Linked DNA regions of Homo sapiens: region 2 is linked to region 1. Evidence: chromatin loops called from intact Hi-C (ENCODE). Cell type or tissue: PC-3. All regions are shown on one strand. Links, peaks and the distances in the headings refer to the core of each region. The heading gives the core; the rest is flanking DNA.

Evidence for each region. A loop is a pair of places that touch in the nucleus more often than their neighbours do. Peaks named below come from ENCODE experiments on the same cell type or tissue, not always from the same donor. Only the 100,000 strongest peaks of a DNase experiment are listed, where the experiment ranks them.
Region 2: it touches region 1 in a loop (9-fold over the local background); 9 of 110 quality-filtered maps call a loop at or near these places.

Annotation. Positions count from the first base shown.
Region 1 is chr10:22,255,468-22,262,807 of GRCh38, forward strand. It overlaps LOC105376447 (a long non-coding RNA gene), which reads right to left and starts at 3,077. Exons shown (of 2, transcript XR_001747390.3): 1 at 1-3,077. It overlaps LOC100130992 (a long non-coding RNA gene), which reads left to right. Exons shown (of 1, transcript NR_038921.1): 1 at 1-3,081. In PC-3, for the core only: a CTCF peak has its summit at 4,037; no DNase peak of the experiment used is centred there.
Region 2 is chr10:22,415,081-22,422,420 of GRCh38, forward strand. SPAG6 (sperm associated antigen 6) reads left to right here. Exons shown (of 11, transcript NM_012443.4): 11 at 1,539-2,530. The coding sequence ends at 1,608. Among named protein-coding and RNA genes, the nearest start is that of LINC03027, 19 kb to the right of the region's middle. In PC-3, for the core only: no CTCF peak of the experiment used is centred there; no DNase peak of the experiment used is centred there.

The sequences.
Region 1 (7,340 bases), core at 1,135-6,134:
TTGCTTTATTAAATACTCTTCTGATTATGTCTACTTGATACCAAGCATTATCAAACACTTAAATAATGAAATGAAATATTTTCATTTCCCTTTTTGTTTATGCTGTTTCTTAATTGTTTTATGAGAAATTGATATAGTTCAAAGATAACAAATGTAAATCTAAAATTAAGATGAACACTTGCATTAATTTATTAAATACATAAAATTCATAGAGGTCCAAGGCAATTAGTGTGTTGAAAACAAATATTAATATATACAGGAAGTTCAAGGGTTACAACTCTTTATGTTACCTGGAAATGTAGGAGTAGCATTCTCTTTTTAAATTTTTGACATTATCTCTTGCTTTAGGAGAGTTGTATATGATACCAAACATTCTGAGAGTATGTGTGACAGTGCTGGTGGTGTAGAGGTGATGGAGTGGAGGTGGTATTAAAATCATTGTATAGCTTTTTCATCTACATCCTTGTTTGAAAACATTTTTGTTTGTTTGCAGCTAAATATCCGGCAATATGTTCAATGCCTCAGGCAATTCCTTAGGTAATTGTAAAGACCTAAAAGTAAACAAGCAAAAGAACATTGATCAGCCAAAATGTTATAGTTTTCATGTCACAAAAAAGAACTGTATATAAGCCATTGATTTTAAGTGGAATTAATGAAAATTCTACAAAGTACTACAGAAAAATTACATAGTCATATTGCTGAATAAGAATGTATTGCCACAATAAATGCAATATTTTTTAGAAGTCAGTAATCTTTTACAGTAGTTTCCACACTTTGTATCTAGTTTTTAATTCATCAATTTATGATAGTACAAGTGCTCCAAATTGAATTGTTTTTAAACATATGGAATACCCAGATGATTTTGTACATGAGGAATAAGAAGAAACTATTGGAATTCTTGATTACTAATAATGGTCTCAACACGATAGCAGAATTTCATAAATCAATTATATGCTCCATTTGAAGGTGATAAAGCATAATTAACTTACTTGACACCAACACAACCAATGTTTTGTTTCTTCACAGAACAGGCTATGAGCTATTTTCAATTATTGCACTGAAATGCTGTCCTCTAAAATTAACAAATGAATGAAGCATTTGCAAACTGGACATTGCACTGAGAACAACGTAGAGTGAAACTATCCAGTTGTTTTTCTAATTATATTTTATCTACTTAGATAATAGGAACTAGCAATTACTAATGTTTTTTTTTTAACTAAGCAATTTGGTGGGAAAAAACATCACCTAAAGTAATGTATTATTCTTATGAACAATGTGAAACAAAATTAATCATTTGGAATGGCATCTAGATAGTAGGACTTTAATTCTTAATTTAGAGTATTGAGCATAAAATACTATGGTTTTATTGAATCTTTTACCATGCCATTTCTTACAGTAAAAAAGGAAAAATAGAAATGGAATATCTAGATAATTAAAATAAACATTTTCTGGTTATGTGAAACAAAGGAGAGTTTTAAGGGGTAGAAGAGGAAGGTGCAGAATTCTTATCTGCCTTCCTAGCAGACAGAGTAGGCAAGTGGCTACTTGATCCAATTTCAAGGACAACTGCAAACAGTGCATCCTCCCCAAATATTTCCATCACCCATTTACTGATGCATTCACCATTTTTGTAGTTTAAAAATTTGAACCTCAATAAAATCCAAATGCTACTGAGAAAACTCACATTCTAAGCTGTTGTCAATTATTTATACCTTTGAATGAGTATCAGAGCAAACGTTGCTGGAAGAAAAAGTTTCGGGACCTTGAATAATTAATGTGAATGGGACAGGAGAACTTGAGGAAGGATGTGCAGAGAAACGGCTGAATTGCTGAGCAACAGAGAGAAACGTTTTTGTGTAGTTTTACCTGGTCTAAATTAACTAACTAGATAATGCCCTATTTTAACATAAACATTTAATGATGCATAACACACTTCATTTCATACTGTTCCCTATAGCTGGGCAATGATTACTCCAAGGTGTAATGGAAAACATGAATTAATTAGAGATTTCGGGTACGAACGTGACATGAATGTAAAATATACAGATCATTAAAATCATGTCTATAAAATAGAAATTAAAATATGAGTTTTGTAATGTATTTGACAACCAGATAATTTGTCTATCCACATAAATCAAACTAACCAGATTATTGCCATATTTCAGCTTTACTATGAACTGTGTTAATAAATATCATGACTAAATACTATCTCTTAAAGCATTTTGTAATAGATGTAAGGGTTTTTTCCCCTTTTGTTTATAGTAATAATAAATTTGCACATTGTGTGGAAATCAAGATCAACTGTTAAAATAGCCAAGCAATCATGTAATCGTTCAGTTACTTCAAACGTAAAGTAGGCTCAGATTTATTTTTTCCTAACAAACTGGTTCTAGTCCACTCAAGATTCTATCCAAAAAGCAGTATTTAGCACTTTTCAGGCTAATTCCAAACAAACGAAGATTAACAGATCATCAGTTTAGCTTCACACATGAAATTGAAAAATGAATTGCTGGTCAAAATGCTAAAAACACAAATGTGAAATTTATATGTGTTCCTTGTTCCTAAATATTGAAAAAATATCAACTAATCATCAAGTTTGCCAAAGCAAAAAAAAATTGAAATATAATTCCTAGTTAATTGGTTTACCATTCATTATTACTTCTCTTTGAATTCAGTAACTTATCAATGATTAAAGATGTGCTTCAACAAGTTAATTCTTTAAGTTCAAATAACTGGAAACCATTTTCTCAATGGTGCAGCATTTCTTAATGTCAGTTCAAGATGTTTGGAGACATATTGCTGATTTTAGAAGCTGATGTGTGCTGATTTATGAAGGAATTGTTTAGCTTGTACTCTGGGCTCTGATCAAGGGAGATACACTCTCAGATACAGCCTGGCATTTAAGGGTACCTCTTTCCTAGCTGATTATCTGCTTCCTGAGTTCAGTTGTAATAGCTTGCGAGCTTCTCCCATCCCATATGACTGGATTCTGATTTCTTATTTTCTGATAGCAGGGTAAACTTTGTTCTCCCTTATTACTAAACGTTGACTTGACAAATAAATAGACCTCCTGCATTTTAATGTTTGTCTGTTTTTGAAAAGATTCTCATCTGTTTCTCTGATCACAGCCTCCCGATCCCATTGCATGCAAACCCAGTGGCTCAGCAAACAGTCAATGCTATTTCTTCTGGTAGCGTGACCATCTGACCACCTGCCCCTCAGTAAGAATAGGGACTTGTCCTCTGTTGACAGGGTTTCCCTCTCAGCTGTGCCTGATGCCAGGCTGTCTAGGAATGGGAGTTCCAGCAGAACAGACCAGGAAAAATAGTGCCTTTGCAGTACCTCACAGTTGTGCTAGAACTTCTCTCAATTTCCCTTATTAACTAGATTAAAAATGAGTAATATTTTTTCAGCTTGTTTGTTGCCAAAGATTACCTTCCACCACCAGTTTATCTGAGAACATGGCCAATTAGTCCATCTTTTTTTTTTTTTTTTTTGAGACAGGGTCTTGCTCTGTCACCCAGGCTGGAGTACAGTGGTGCAATCTTAGCTCACTGCAGTCTGCAACTCCTGGGTTCAAGCAATCCTCCCACATGAGCCTCCGGAGTAGTTGGGACTAGAGGCACTTGCCACCACACCTGGCTAATTGTTTTTTGTTTTAAATTTTTTGTAGAGATGGTGGGCGGGGGGGGTCTCGCTATGTTGCCCAAGCTGGTCTTGAACTCCTGGCCTCAAGGAATCCTCCTATCTCTCTCTGCCTCCAAAATGGCTGTGATTATAGGCATGAGCCACTGTGCCCAGCATGGTCCATCTTCAGCTGAAAGGAAATAGAGGAACTATCTCCCGCATATTCCCATTTTCCCAGGGCTGTGCTAGCCCTGGCAATGACTGGTAAATTCTCTTCTTAGGATTAGATTTCTGGGTGGTAGAATATGAACACTAGAAAGGTCTGGACAAAGGCATCAGCATCCTTGGCCTCGTCTTGGCCTTTAAGCTTAAAAACTGTAGGGAGCACTGTGACTCTATCTTTACTAGTATTAGGTCCCCTAATCCTGGGCCACTGGCTTTGGCCCTGTGGCAGCTTTTGCTGAATTGCAGCACATCTTTGAAGCATCTCTACCAGCCATACAATTATAGAGAGCCAACGCTAGACTGTGTTTTGCATAGAAACTGAAATATATGTTAGTGCTTTAATTTATCATCATGTTTTCTGCCACACAGATCTCTCTGTTTTTACCAGTACTCAATACCTCTCTAAAGGATTCTTAATTAAATAAATGGTTGGCAGGGCCTAACCTTACCACTGAGTATTCTGCTTCCTTGAAGATGTGGTTTGGTCCTCTTGTTCTCAGATTTACCAGCTGTAATCGATTCAGATGGAGGTGTGGGGAAGACCTACTTCCTATACCTGTTTTTAAAATCTACTTTTCTAAAATGTAACATTACTTCATGTATTCCTTTTAACAAGTTTATGAGGAGGGTGTTATCAAACCTATTTTATACCAATGCAAGCATTTGTTCTCAGCTAAACTAACAACTCACATTTAGCCAGGTCTTGTACAAAGTGTGCAAAGTACTTTAAATTCAAAAACTCTGGGAAGTAGGTAAACTATTAGGACATTTTACAGAGGAAGACAGGCTTGGCATCATTAATAAAGTGACAGATACTTACAGATGTTACTGATGGTCTCCATGTTGTCAAATCCAGAGGATTCTTCCCTGTCATGGTCTTACTTAACCACCTAGCACCAGGCAACCCTCTTTGACTGACACCACAACTGCTCGCTCTTTTTTCCTATCTCCTTGATCTTTTTTTCTGTCTCTTTCTTCTTCTTCTTCTTTGTTTTTTTTTTTTTTTAACCAACTCTAAAGGAAGCAGCTCCTTAAGACAGTCGTGGTCTTCTTCTCCGTGTTCTCCACCCTCTTTCCATGGATGTCCCCAAACATTCTCATAGCTTCTATTACAATCTGTATGCCTACAATAACAACACTTATGCCTCTTTCACAAATCTCTTCTCTGAGCATCAGTTAATGATCCAACAATCTACCTGAAGCTACAACCACCTGGTAGATGCTTCAGAAGTGTCTAAAAATCACATAATATTCCAAAGCTGAATCCTTGACCTTCTGCCTACAATGCAGTGATGGCATGGCATCACCCTTTATCTGGCTGTGTAAGTCAGAAACCTAGAAGTCATTCTTCTCTTTAAGATGCCTGTATCTGATCCATCAGCAAGTTCCAGCAATTTCATTCCAAATATATCCTATCTTTCTAATTTTCTCTATCTTAACAGCAGCCATACTTTTTTTTTTTTTTTTTTGAGACATGGTCTCAGTGTGTCACCCAGGCTGGAGTGCAATGGCATGATCATAGCTCACTGCAGCCTTGACCTCCTGGGCTCAAGCCATCCTCCCACCTCAGCCTCCCAAGAAGCTGGGACTACAGGCATGCACCACCATGCCTGGCTAATTTTTTAATTTTTTGTCGAGACAGGGACCCACTATGTTGCCCAGGTTGATCTTGAATTCCTGGACTCAAGTGATCCTCCCACCTTGGCCTCCCAAATGCTGGAATTACAGGTGCGAACCACCACACCTGGCCTGACAGCTGCCATATTAGTTCAAGCCAACATCAACTTTTCCAAAGGGGTCTCCCCTCTGCCTTGTCCCTGAAATCTGTTCTTCCTCAAACTATTGTAAACATTTATTCCGTTTTTTAGCAAAATTTTTACCAAAATATTACGGAATAAATTTTACAGAAAAAGTGCATAAATCATAAATATGCAGCTTGTTGCTGTTTTATAACCTGGACACCCCTGTATAACCAGCACCTGGATCGTGAAATCGATCAGCACCTCAGAAGCACTCCCTCATTCTCCCTCCTAGTCATCACCCCCACAGGGACCCATTCTTCTACCTTCTATTGCCATCAATTAGTTTTGCCCATTTCTGAACATTATATAACTGGTATCAATAGTTTTTAAATACAAATTATGACACAACTGCCTAAACCTCTCAGAGGCTTTCTTTACACTGATAGTAAAATACAAACATGTTACTGTAGTCCCAATACTATCTGTCATCTACATACTTCCTTAGGTTCATGTCCTGTCATTTCTCCCATTTTCTCAATATACTCCAGCTCACTTGTTTTTTGTTTTTGTTATTGTTTTTGGGTTTTTTTTTTTTTTTTTGAGTCTCCCTCTGTTACCCAGACTAGAGTGCAATGGTGTGATCTCGGATCACTGCAACCTCCACCTCCTGGGTTCAGGCAATATCTCCTGTCTCAGCCTCCCGAGCAGCTGTGATTACAGGCGCCCACCACCAAGCCCAGCTAATTTTTGTATTTTTAGTAGAGACGGGGGTTTCACCATGTTGGCCTGTCTGGTCTCGAACTCCTGACCTCAGGTGATCCACCCACCTTGCCTTCCCAAAATGCTAGGATTACAGGCATCTAGGTCTTCTTTTTATTCCTTGGATATGCTAAGAAATATCCAAATGCCTTGACACAGGGTCTTTGCATATGCTGTTTCCTCTGCTACAATGCTAGTTCCAGCATAGCTGGTTTCTTCTTGCCCTGAAATTCTCACCTTAAACATTACTGCCCCAGAGAACTTTCCACGGCCATCATATCCCATTTACTTATCCCACCCTCCTGTCATGGGAGCTGTGTATCAGGGATGGTTAAGTGTCTTTTGTGGCTTGGCAAATGAGAGGCACAAGAAGGTTTTAGCCGCTGTGCACACGTACAATTTGTGGGCTTATTTGATTTGGTTAAATTTGGTTAACAAGAAAAGTGGAAGAATTAGAAAAGAGATGTCAAACAGAGGCCAGGTTCAATGGCTCATGCCTATAATCCCAGCACTTTGGGAGGCCAAAGTAGGAGGATGGCTTGAGGCCAGGAGTTCAAGACCAGCCTGGGCAACATAGCAACACCTCATCGCTACAGAAAGCTTTTTAAAAAATAGCCAGGTGTGGTGGGTGCATGCCTGTAGTCCCAGCTACTCGGGAGGCTGAGGCAGGAGAATGGCATGAACCTGGGAGGCGGAGCTTGCTGTGGGCCGAGATCGCGCCACTGCACTCCAGCCTGGGCGACAGAGCAAGGAGCAAGACTCCATCTCCAAAAAAAAAAAAAGAGAGAGATGTGCTGTTGCAAGTCCTGGTTTACTCTCCTCCACCTCACACAACATGGGCCCAGGCCTGGGGAGGAAGGCTGCAAAGGTATCTTCCTTAGAAATCGTTCCTTAGTTTCACAGAATGCTTCAGTTTCAGTGGGATTTTTGAATGAAATGCCTCATATAGAATTTAGGTTTCCCCTTAGAGAAAATAATGTCTGAGGT
Region 2 (7,340 bases), core at 1,179-6,178, 160 kb after region 1:
TCTAGTCCTCAGTAGCTGGTGGCTCCCATTCAGTCTACATATAGCTGGTGGCTCCCATATTTAACATGGTAATAACAATTATTATTAATCTAATATCAATGATAACATCATTATATCAATACTAAGAATACTATATTATTAAATAAGTAAAATATTAATATGTTAATATGGTAAATTAAATATTTATTACATTAAAATATAAAATTTATTAATATTTAAATTAAAAGGTTAAAATTTTAAAGATATTTAAAAATCTACCTCTTGAATTCATATTATCTGGTGTCCGATACATTTGAAGGCCTAGGAAGGTAAAGCCTGCTTTAAAATTTTTGACTAACTCAGAGAAGAAGCAGTTGTGAATTTCTCAGTGTAAGAATACTTCGAAGAAACCCACTGTTGAAAGACAATTTTTTCAAGAGTAAGAGGCTGTTAGGGGAGAAACATTCTTTAAGGTAGCTTTTTGGGTGTGTACATAAGTAGCTGTTTAACTATGGATGCCTGTAAGCACACTACTCACTACTAAGAAAATATGGCTGTATTTTTTGGTCCACCTTAGCTTGATAAATTGTGGAAGGAATTTTAGTGTAATATAAATTATGAGTTTTTAGGTCAAGCATCTGGGCATAGATAAAGATAACTAACAAAAGGCAAAGCAAGTCTCTAATATTAGGTTTTATCTGGAGAAAATGCCTTCAGAAGCTTAATTATTTTGAGTGTTTTGAGAATTTTTGAATTATACTTCCATAGATTTAAAAAATTATTCTAGAATGCCTGCTAAATTTTATTTGACATTCATTTATCTGCATGTAAGTTATTTCCATGACGTATTAAGCATCTCACAATGCACTGATCAACATATTTAATACTTTTATACTAAATCTTGTATAAAATGTTCAATTTATGAATGTAAATGTATAGTACTATAGATGCCCAAGAACTATTAATAGTAAAAATGATTAATTTCCTAGGTTTCTATGATACAAGTATTTGTAAATAGTTTTTCAATACTAAATTATATTTTATTAAATAGTTTTTCAATATGAATTATACTTCCAGAAATTTTTGTTTTCCTAGGTGACCAGATCTGATTAAAACCCATGCTGAGAATGATCTCTAAGGCAGTTAGAATGCAGAAGTTGATTAGTAACAATAGACTGTGTAGTCTAACTTATGAAAAAAAAAATCTATTAGCTAGGATCCTTAAAGCAACATTAGCCACTTGATGTGATTAAAATGAAGTCTCTGTAATAAAATATTGTCAGTGGATTGAAGATTCTTGTTTGGAAAATGTCCCCTTTGCCATTACATTTATATCCCTTAAATGTTTTGCTACTTCTGTAGCACAGTTTTATGAATTCGTATTTTCCTCCTGGATAGCCTCTAACTTTATGCACAAAGCATTACTGGAGCATAATTATTCAGAGTGTATTTGAGATTTCACTCACAGGATTATTTCAGATAAATCCCCTATATTGAATCTTATGTGCCTGCTGTGTTGATCGTTTCACCAGCATTTAATAGTGTATTTTCTTTTTCAGGTATTATTCCCCTGGATATTCAGATACACTTCTGCAGAGGGTGGACAGCTATCAACCACTTAATAACTGAGCAAAGTTATATTGTGATACTCAAATTCACAGCAGAGTAGTTTTGAGTAACAGTAATTAAATCCTTCTAAATATTTGAACTAAGTATATTCTAGATTTATTTAATGGGAAATACCTTTAGATAATATTTTCTAAATTTATGTAATACTTTAAACATTCGTAGCTTGAATATGTGAGGAACTATTCATGGTCATTCGCATGCATAGGATTTGTTCTACAGGTAGATTTTAAAAACACGTTAAAGGGCCTTAAGGCATTTTGTTATTCTGTTAAAAACCACACACACTCGTACATGCAGACACCTCCAATGAGATATAGTTAAGAGATGGCATTCAAAAACCCTAAATTATTCTAGCCAATTTGTCATAGGCATAGGCAAGGAAAGCTGGCCTTGCTAACTATATAGTAGTATACACAAGAGAAATCTTTGAAGGAGGAAACTGATGACAGATATACAGGGCACTTGAAGGAGACTCTGATGCTAGTTATATAAGTGCATTAACTTAAGACACGGACTCTGTGGGTAACCTGTTAGGTTTTACTAAGAATTTAGGAAAAATTTACTCCTCTTTATCACAAGTTTTCCAAACCTCCTTCCCCACCCTATCTAAAGTGTTCCTTACCTTTCATGGGCCCAGCGAGGGTAGAATTCAGAATAGAGAGTTATACTCCTGCATACATGCTCTCCCTCTCATTGAAAGGTTTCTTAGTCTAGCTCTGCTCATGAATGAACAAAGAAGCAGGCATGTAAAATGGATCCTTGTCCTAACGTCACTTTCCCAAGTTTCAAAAGTCACATTTTCAGGTATTTAAGGAATAGTTTGAAGCTAATACCATCAGGCTCAGAGTTTACATGCATTTTTACTTAGGAAGTGGTAAACGGGTGAAAGAGGGTTTCAATAAAATTTTAAATAAAAACAGCATTAGAATTGTCCTTTTCATTTTTCCTATCCAGTGTGTTGCTGACCTTGGGGAATATGTGATTGGATTTATGGGTCTTGGTTAGTTGCTGTGTATGTGTCTTTTGCTTTAAAGGGATGTTACTTCTGCTGCTCTCTCCTGGAGGAGGTGAATGATAACCCACACAGCCCCTAGGCCACAGTGTTTCCAGTCTGACTCTGTTTTCAGGTTTCCTTCTTTGACTCTCTCTCTCTTTTTTTATTTTTTTCATGCAAAAGGAGCTACCCGTTTGTTTTTTGTATTTTCTGGATTCATCTCTGTCATCATTATTTCCTAACAGTGCATAACTTTGTTGTGTCTTTTAAAACTTCATAATACCCGAGATTACCTCATTTTGTTTTGCCTTATATCCGGCTAAGATTGTTGGTTATTTCATTTTTTTTTAATACTTCCTTGGGCCTGTTTTGTTTCCTTGCAGCAATTTCTTTGACCTGTTGAATAGGAAAATGTAATTTGTATTCCCAGTTTTGTAGCTTTCCTTTCTTTCTTTCATGCCTACACAGCTTGTCTTATGAATCTTTTAATTGGAGAAAATAAAAGTAGTTTTTATCTTTCTTCATTAGGGCTGTTTTTCTTAGATGTGTTGGTAATGACAGAAATTAGTTTATCTGGGTTAAAACCACCTCAGATATTGTTGGAATGTCAAATTTCCTAGTTGAAAATTTTCACTTCATAGATAATTTCATACTTATCAAACAGCACTAAACAAAGTAATAAAATACTTAATAGTGTTCAGATGGGTGTTATAATTTGATCATATGCATTGTGGAAAATTTATGCTATGAAATGTTTCTTGACATAAAACTCTTTAAACAAAATGAAGCTTTACTTTTTGAAAAGTATGTTGTGAGATTTAAAAAATATATATAAAAACAAAATCTTTTTCATTTGTCATAGGGCAAAAATAATGTCTGTTATTAATGATAATTCACTGATATTTTTCACCCCTCATTTGAATTTTGTCAATTCTAATTCCCTGTGCAAACCCCTGTCCCACTGCTCCCTACCCACCCCCAGCCCCAGGAGTTTATTTAAAATTCCCCTGTTCTTAGGAATTCTCAACTTACATGAACAACTATTTTTAGGACTTCAGTTCAGGAATAGAATTACTTGGACCTTATTATTATAGATTCAGTCCTTTCACCTGTTGTGGAAATAGGTGAAATCAGTGGTACCTGAAAAGAGATGTTGGAAACATAGGTTCTAGTCTCTCTCTGTTAAGTATTATAGTAAGGGTGATAATAGTTGCTCAGCTTACTCATAAGAAGCTTATGAAAATAACCTGCAATGGTGAAAATAACAATGTTATAAACAAATCCATTTTATACAAACTCGACATGTGATTAATGGAAAACCTAATAGTCAATGACAGATTACATATTTTAGCCAGCAATTGTGCAATATTCCCCAGGCCCCACACTCTTAGATAAGTGTAGTTCAAACCAGATGATTTATGATTAAAAAAACCCCTACATTTCCTGCCCTCATGGAGTTTTCTAATATAAACACATTTGCCGAGACAGAGGCAGTGGAATACGCACAAGACACTAAACACAAAGCAGGCATATTTAATGTAGTATGGAAAAACAAATGACAACCCCATATTTACAGGATATTGACCTGTTTTTCTAACCCCTTCCTCTCAAAGAAAACCCTTTTCCTTAAAGAAAGGATGAAAGGTTTGCTTGTTTCTAAACTTGATTTGAGGTCCTGCTTAACATAAACCCTGACCTTAAATTCCTGGGTGAGGCCCATCTCCCATCCCAGATGTCAAGTTTAGAAACCAACCTTGAAAGAATGAAGAATTTTTCTGTTGTGTTTTCAAATAGCCAATTCTTTGATTAAGATAGGTGCTACCAAATGTTGAGGTTTATGTACACTGTGGCTTATTCTGCCACAGAATTCACTGTTTAGAAAATGTTGATTTGTAGCTCTTCTGCTTCTTTCAGGTGATTAAAAGGATCAAGTGGCTGTCCTATAATTATTACATTTACCAGTTGTTTAAGAGACTTTTGACTTTTAAAATTAAATTTGTTCATGCACTTATTTTTCTAGTAACATAAATACTTACATTGTTTTGTTTTTACAAGGCCTTGGTAGGCCATAAAATTAGATGCATATTCAGTGATATTACTTTAGAGAATGGTGGGTTTTATTGTTTTTTAGGTATCAATAAGTTAATTTTTAAAAAAAAATTAGGCAGTATATGAATGGATAAAGAAAGAAGCAAAAATATGACTCCAGATCTCACAACCCAAAACAGAATTGTCATTAACAAGCTGAGATAGTTCCAAATAGCTCTCCAAACCTTTGTACGGCTAGAAAAATTCCGGAAAAATGTATTCATGCTACACATGTTATTTTAAAATTAAAAACAAAAGTTACTGCAGTTTGCTTGTTTCGTGGAAGATAGAGTTTTCACTTTGTTTTTAATTTTAGTGGGTTTAGGGAAAAATATTTCCTTGGGGATTAAGTTAGAGGTCAATACAAAATATTTATAAATGGGCTTCTGTTATTCATGATTGATACATTTTCTGAAGTAGATTTAAACTGAATGCTGGATAAAGAATATTATATCAATATATATCATTATTGCAAAGTGATTTGGTATGGATATTTATACATTAAATAAAGCCTCTAAATTTCCTCACGTATATAGAATTTGTGGTAATACACTCTCGCTAATTTTTTTGTTTTTTTTTGAGATGGAGTCTCGCTCTGTCACCCAGGCTGGAGTGTAGTGGTATGATCTCGGCTCACTGCAAGCTCCGCCTCCTGGGTTCACGCCATTCTCCTGCCTCAGCCTCCCTAGTAGCAGGGACTACAGGCGCATGCCATCACGCCCGGCTAATTTTTTTGTATTTTTAGTAGAGATGGGGTTTCACCGTGTTAGCCAGGATGGTCTGGATCTCCTGACCTCGTGATCCACCCGCGTCGGCCTCCCAAAGTGCTGGGATTACAGGCGTGAGCCACCGCGCCTGGCCCACTCTTGCTAAAATTTATGCATTACTGATAGTAAATGATTTACTCAAAGTATTTTTGGATATAAAGAAGTCCAACTCTATGAAAACTATTGTAACCTATATTGAGTGTTCTGTTTTTTTATTTCTGTCTGCATGTATAGTTTAAGTCATACAAACAATACAAGCGAGTAAAGTGCCAAAGGGAATGTCAACATTTTCCCATATTTTTCTTCACTAACTGAAGATGACCTTTTACTTAGATGAGTGAAATGTGTCCTGTTCTCAGTCCCCAGTGTCACCCAGCACTGTGATGAGCACACAGGAGAACCAGCAGCAGGTTGGACTGAGAGTAAGAGCCTCTAGGCTTCTGGTTGACCTTAGGTCACGCTAGCTCTGACCACAGCAAGTCTCCTCAAGTCTCTAGGCCTTAGTAGACCCGTATAAGAATGTCAAAACTACCACCCCAGTCAGTGGCCTTGGCAAGTTGCTAATAGCACCCACTACATCAGATTCTGAGGATTAAATGAGGATGAGCCAGCAGAAGGTGTGGCATGTAGTAAATGGTGCCACCGTTACTCTATATATCTTTGTATAATATAAAAGGTGCCCAGTCCTCAAGATAGTTTATTTCCATCTGGCAGAAATTATTGTAATAGTCTTATTTTGTTAGAGCAACACACTTTACTGCCATCTGCTGGAAAATTATCTTTATAAATATGGAAATCTGTGATGTCTAATATGTGAACTGTGCCCCCTGAGAAGTGCTGGTGCCCTTGTGAAGTACACAACCTGTGTGACCATGCACATAAGTGCTTGATAAATCATATTTGCTACTCTTCTTTTCACTTTTGTAATGGATTTCCAAAAGAGTTTCAGATAAACAATGATACTGGATGAAGAAATTTATTTTAAAAAATCAGAGTCAAAGTTAATATCAATAAAAAGAATCAGCATTTTGTTGCAACACCTGGAAACATTTTTGCCCACTACTTCCCTCACTTCCCCCTTCCCCCACAGAAAAGTGTGCTCTGCAATAAAACCTGCAATCTAAGTTAGCAGAGATGCTAATTAAGCCATTATTCTTGCATTTATAAACACTGTATGTGAGACCAAATTTGGGGCCACATTGTATGTATGCAAAACCAAAGCACATTTTGGAATAACCCATATGGCCTTTTCATCTTGACTTTAAAAATTGAATAAAAAATATTATATTAATAATGTATCATCACTGCAAGATGGCAGATCTCCGGAAAGCGACACTTCTGGGCTTCATTTTCTTCATCTCAGAACCTGGGTTGGGACATAACAGGTGTCCCTCTCTTCTAGCCAGACAGTCCTTAATGAAGGGATATCATAGTACCATTTTGAACACAAAAGGAAATATTTGGCTCATTTTCATAGCTAGCTGTACAGTCATGGAGAAGACTGACCAAAGTTGGATAAAGGAGAGTTTATTGATAACGGGAGCACTCTCCCAGGACACAGGATTTATCACTCTGGCAAGGGTGATAAGATGACTCTTGGAAGCTTGGAGAAAGCAGCAACAGCCCATGGCAAGTGAAGTGGAAATGCCATAATTGCCAGGGCCAACTGGAAGAGGTGTCAAGTGACTCAGAGAGGTGGGCATGCTGGAGTACATAGCCTATGTGGGGATGGAAAACCCACCAGCTGATGGTATGTCCCGGAGGACATACCATTTACCAAATTTGGGGCCACATTGTATGTATGCAAAACCAAAGCACATTTTGGATATAAAGAAGTCCAACTCTATGAAAACTATTGTAACCTATATTGAGTGTTCTGTTTT